2 separate regions of the Homo sapiens genome follow, and region 2 is linked to region 1. A link is an interaction called in ENCODE POLR2A ChIA-PET data of the cell type or tissue named here. Cell type or tissue: GM12878. All regions are shown on one strand. Each heading gives the region's core, and the rest is flanking DNA. Links, peaks and the distances in the headings are about the cores only.

Region 1 (2,919 bases), core at 259-2,758:
CCAACATAGCAAGACCCCGTCTCTACTAAAAATACAAAAAATTAGTTATGCCACGGTGGCGCACATCTGTAATCCCAGCTACTTGAGAGGCTGAAGTGGGAGAATCACTTGAACCCTAGAGGCGGAGGTTGCAGTGAGGTGAGATTGCGCCACTGCACTCCAGCCTGGGTGACACAGAGAGACCCTGTGTCAAAAAAAAGATAAAAGTTACTCCCAAGCACTGGCATAGTGCAGTGTGCAATATATATATATATATATATATATTTTTTTTTTTTTGTTTGTTTGTTTGTTTGTTTGTTTGTTTTTAAGAATATTAGCTGGGCATAGTGGCACATGACTATAGTCCCATCTACCAGGGAGGTTGAGACTAGAGGATCACTTGAGCCCAGTAGGTCAAGGGTGCAGTGAGCTGTGATTGTGATTCCAGCTTGAGCGACAGAGTGAGTCCCTGTCTAAAAAAAAAAAAAAAAATCATCAGGTGTATTGACATACTTCAGTCTCTCTTCCTGCAATATTAGTTCAGTTAATGAAAACTCGGGGAAGGGACAGAGATAACTATTTTCTTCTTTGGCAGGTCCAGATTTAGGCAGATAAGGGAACTTCAGAGAACAACTTCTCCCTGTGCTTTGGGGGTGGTGAGGGGATGGTCAGAGAGGCCTTGAGGATTGTACAGTTCAGCATGTCAAAGTGCCATATTTTGAGGTATCGGTTTCTGGGCCTCAACAACTGCTAATAAGAATGATTGACTTTGGAGTTGCCTTGGAGTTATTTCAAAAAGTGAAAATGTTATTGTTTAGCCCACACTAGTTATCTTAGTTGTCATTTGTGTTTTCTACAATCTGCCAATGGTTAAACCTGGCATTTCTATCAAGAAGGAACTCTTTTTGCTTCCAGAGTAAAGGTATTTTTATTATATTAACCCTTGAAATAGATCCAGTTATGTATTCACTTTGCGTTTGTTTCTGAACAAAATAAACCTGTGTGGTAAGATGGAAGTGGGTTTTTCACTTACAATATTAGTTACTTACATTTGTACCTTTTTTTTTTTTTTAACTTCTTCACATTTCCTCCCTTGCCCTCCACAATCTGATAAGCATCTCATTGATGACTATGAGAGACTAATTTAGGCCGTGTGGTTATAAATGAGATTTCAATTCATTTCTTCTTCTCTTAACCCGTCTCAGAGGAGATATCACAGGGTGACTTTCTATGTTGCGTTTTGACACAAGGACAGTTTGTTTTTGCTTTGGCTGATGGATGGGGCAGCTCTAGTTGATGAATGTGGTTTATATGCTCACAGGCAGATGAAAGTGTCCACTCTGCCCTGAGACCCTCTCCTTTCTGCTTAGTGGTGTTATGAAAGCCCCATGGGTATTTGATTTTTCAAGAATTAATCAGTACACAGAAGTTGAAATGTAGACCAAAGGAAAGAATATGTTTTTTCAGTTAGGCTTTTTGTCTTTTTTTAATTATATGGGGTTTACCCTTTGTGTTTCCCAACTCAGGGGTTTCACTATTAAATAATTGTCTTTGACTCTTAAACTTTTTAGGTAAAATTTATATACCAGGAAATGCATAGATATTAAATATACAGTTTAATGAGATTTGATGAATTATTATAACCACCACCTTAATCAATAGAGAAAATCTCTATATCCCAGATAGTTCCCTTGTGCCTCTTTCCAGTCAATCTCTAGACACATTTACTTGTATAATAAAAAGATTTTGACATACCCAACTACAAAATGATCAGATCTTTGTTTCTGTAGCAATGGGTAGAATAAAATAAAGTAGGATTTACTTAAAACTAATATTTTCTTTGTAGGCAGGCCTGTTGTTACAGGTAGAAGGTGCTCAAAAGCTGGTTTCTTAACTAATTTATGGATTATTTTTATTTTTTATTTGTTATTTTGTTATTTTTAGGTTTTTTTTTTTTTTTTTTTTTTTTTTTTTTTTTGTAGAGACAGAGGCTCACTGTGCTATCCAGGGTGGTCTCAAACACGTTGGCTGAAATGATCTTCCTGCCTCGGCCTCCCAAAGTGTTGGGTGTGAGCCACTGTGCCCAGATTTATTTTATTTTATTCTGTTTTTTTAGAGATGACGTCTTGTTACGTTGCCCAGACAGGACTCGAGTTCCTAGGGGATTCTCCTGCTTCAGCCTCCTGAGTAGCTGGGACTATAGGTGCACACCATGGTGCCTAGCTTAATTAATGGAGTTTTTGATAATGGTTGACAAAGATAGTGGTAAGCAAAGCAGCCCTTATATAGACTTTACATCTTAAAACATAATCCCCTATGTGTGAAATTGAGAACAGCTTTCTAGAATAATAAACAGAGATCTGTATGCTAACTAAAAGGCAGAGAGAATATTGGCTCAGCCAGGCCCTCACTTTTTTGTTCCTCCCTATCTGTAAAACATCATTTACCTCATCAGCGTGCTACGGACATGGGTTAATGTTTGGAAAATTCTGTGGAAAGAGTGGGGTTCTGACAATGTGCTCTGACCAAGGCAGTTTAGCAAATTTGTACTAAGTGGCTGACCTTTGATAAGCACCACTCCTTCCCCACCTGACCTGTGATTCCATTTTTCTTTTGTGCAAATAGTTCTGAAGGTTTAATGTTTATTTTTTACTACGATGCAGTAGACTTTCTTCTCTCGTGTAGAAACTGCTCGAATGACTGTGGATGACTCCTAGAATATAGGAATAACAGAATTGGTTTCTCCTGTACTCTCAACACAAAATACTTCTGTGACCAAATGTGTGGGAGTGTGTCCCCACACACCAAGCAGTCAACCAGTTCTGCAGCAGCTGCCAGCTGGTGTCCTCTAATGCAGTTCAGTTCAGTTCAGTTCTGACACTGTCTACCTGGAGATAGCGTCAGATCTCACAGATTGAGGGCTCAGTCCCACAAGTCTGT
Region 2 (2,919 bases), core at 251-2,750, 170 kb after region 1:
ACAGAGGTTTTCTAAAATGCATCGTCTAGATTCAGCTGTACTGTGAAAAAAACTCAAGTTTTTTTTTTTTTTTTTTTTTTTTTTGGCAGAGTCTCACACTGTCACCCATGCTGGAGTGCAGTGGCACGATCTCGGCTCACTGCAACCTACCCCTCCTGGGTTCAAGCGATTCTCCTGCCTCAGCCTCCTAAGTAGCTAGGATTACAGGTGTGCACTACCGCACCCGGCTAATTTTTTTTTGTAGAGACGGGGTTTCACCATGTTGGCCAGGCTGGTCTTGAACTCCTGACTTCAAGTGATCCAACCACCTCGGCCTCACAAAGTGCTGGGATTACAGGCATGAGCCACCATGCCTGGCTTTCAGGTTTCTTTTAAAAACTCCAGAGCTTACATTTTTACTTTACTGAAAAAATCATCAGATAATTTGCTGTTCACTTCTGTCACGAAAGGCTTATAATGCTGTGCCCCCACCACTCTGCAGGCAAGTGGGGGAGCTCACTCTTCTCAACCTTTTTGCCAGGAAGGAATGCCTGCTGTTTCTTTTAATGGTCCCTCCATCTCAACTGTGTTGCACAAGACTCTACTGTAGGTGCTGTGAGAATGCAGAGATGAAAGGATAACCTGTCCTCAGGGAGCTTCTACTCTACTAGGGGATGTAAAACAAGCTCATAAACAGCTTTGCTATGAAGTGCTAGGTACTGAGTGCTGCAAGAAGTATCACTGAGAAGAGCAGAGCTAGTGTGATCTTCTTAGCATTTCTTAAGGGTAGATGAACAGGGATTGTTGGTGTTATTTAGTTACTTTTTGAGTCAGGGTCTTGCTCTGTCACCTAGGCTAGAGTGCAGTGGTGCAACCACGGTTCACTGCAGCCTCGACCTCCTGGGCTCAAGCAGTCCTCCCACCTCAACCTCCTGAGCAGCTGGGACTACAGGCGCGTGCCACTACACCCAGCTAATTTTTTTTTTCCTTTGGTATAGATGGGGTCTTGCTATGTCGCCGGGGCTGATCTTGAACTCCTGGGCTCAAACAATCCTCCCTTCTTGGCCTCCCAAAATGCTGGTATTACAGGCATGAGCCACCACACCCAGCCATATTGGTATTAGTAAAGGAAAATTAGATGCCATCATATCAGTGTCCATGGTTACCTATTTCCTTGATGGCGATTTGCCACCAGCCAGTATGAGGCCAGGCACTGTGAGAGCACTAAGCAGGCAGCATGCCAAAGGTTTCTTCCCAATTTGTAGAAGTGTCAGGATTTCACATGCCCCATGCTGTCCGTAATCTCCCTGCCTGCCACCCTAGAAGGAAAAACAAGGTTTGTCTTTCTTCTATAGTGGTACACACACTTGATCTTTTTGACTTTGCAAATAAACACAGCAGCATAACCAATCTACACCATGAGATTACCAACTGGAACTCACAAAGAAAACCACATCCTCTTCTCTGAGCTCAGTCAGCCTCAGCTTTATTACTCAGGCCTCATAGAGCAGTAAAATGCTGACAGAGTGGGAGGGGTTACCCCAGAACCTTTAAGGGGAGTATGCAGTCACGTTATTGCTCCCATTTTCTCTCAAAACCCAGTAAGTGAGTCAGGACGAGTCAACATTGACAGATTCAATAGAGAATTGTGCAGGTTGCCCCAAAGTTCCCCGGGAAGGTGGGTGGCGTGCATTGTGTCCATTTGTGCACTTTTCCCCTTGTGTGATCGGACGATCATCCCACCTCTGCACTCTCTTAGCTTTAGTTTGATAAATATTCGAGCATGTAGCTCTTGGGAACCATCTTTCCTCCATGACTTTGGTAGCTGCTGAATTGGCATAAAGGGTTGCCAAAGATTTGATCCTGAATGTCATGTTCCTTGGGCAGTGGGTTAGTCTGTTTGTACCCCCCAAAATGGTCGATAGGGTCTTATTTATAGAGTGTCACAAAGGACTTCTAGACTCAGGGTCAGCATTCTTACCAAAAATCAGACTTGACTTATTTGGTCTTTTACAGTTGATTAAAGACTCTTTCACATGTGTTGTCTTTTCGAGCCCCCAAACAACCGTCATTTTTCAGATCAGGAACCTTGAGGAGAAGCTGAAAGATTTGCCAACACTTTGCTGGTGAGGGAGCTGGGTCCTGACTTCAAGTTTTCTGATCCCCTGGTCATGTATTTTTTCCTTTACGCCTCCTTGCCCACTCTGCACCCTCCAAGCACAGCTGCCAAGTGAAAGATGCTAGCCCTTCCAGGTCTTTGACCTACTGATGATACTGAAACTTGAGCAGACAGAGCCCTGGGGTATCCCCTGACTCCTATTAATACTCTTTTTCATCTGGCTTTTAACTGACATTTGTCTGTCCTGAATCAGAGGCTTCTCCTGGAAATTAAAGTTTCCCTGAGTCATTTGTTCATTTACATATGGGTATATTGTCCCTCATAATTCTGCAAGCAGGGTTCTGTGATTAAATCAATTTCCTTGTTTGTTTTTGTCAGCTGACTCAGCACGTCCTTATGCACTCAGAAATAACATCTCTAAACTGAATATAAATCATGCTAGACTTTATTGAGCCTTTACAGTGTAGTAACCTCTATGAAGCACTCCACACCCATGGAGTCAGTCCAGTTGTACAGATAACTAAGACCCAGCAAAGCAAGATAACTTGCCCGAGCTCCTGCTCCTCAGGAAGCAGCTAAGCCAGGATTCACGGCCAACTCTTCCTGACCCCAGAACTTGTGCTCATGACCCTTGTGCTCAACTCCAGCTTGGCTGAGGGATGAGCTCTGGGCTGGGAGTCAGGAAGGCCCCCTACATGATTTGTCAGGTGGTTGCTTGCTCTGTCTTGGTGCCTACAGGCATCAGACCTGAAGGCGGGGAAGACAGCAGACAAGGCAGAGCCCAAAGGAGGGTGGGTGTTTTGGTTTGCAGAGGCCCCATT

Evidence for each region. Peaks named below come from ENCODE experiments on the same cell type or tissue, not always from the same donor. Only the 100,000 strongest peaks of a DNase experiment are listed, where the experiment ranks them.
Region 2: POLR2A ChIA-PET joins it to region 1 with 8 read pairs; 3 of 35 experiments call an interaction of 5 or more read pairs at or near these places.

What each region holds. Positions count from the first base shown.
Region 1 is chr11:117,020,967-117,023,885 of GRCh38, reverse strand. All of the region lies in intron 1 of SIK3 (SIK family kinase 3), which reads left to right. Among named protein-coding and RNA genes, the nearest start is that of SIK3, 76 kb to the left of the region's middle. RefSeq lists an enhancer at 2,717-2,826. In GM12878, for the core only: no CTCF peak of the experiment used is centred there; a DNase peak (open chromatin) is centred at 1,225; H3K27ac peaks cover 858 bases.
Region 2 is chr11:116,852,249-116,855,167 of GRCh38, reverse strand. The region is part of intron 21 of SIK3 (SIK family kinase 3); the gene reads left to right. It also overlaps APOA1-AS. Among named protein-coding and RNA genes, the nearest start is that of APOA1, 16 kb to the right of the region's middle. RefSeq lists a silencer at 2,140-2,209. In GM12878, for the core only: no CTCF peak of the experiment used is centred there; DNase peaks (open chromatin) are centred at 1,447 and 2,303; H3K4me3 peaks cover 1,142 bases; H3K27ac peaks cover 2,274 bases.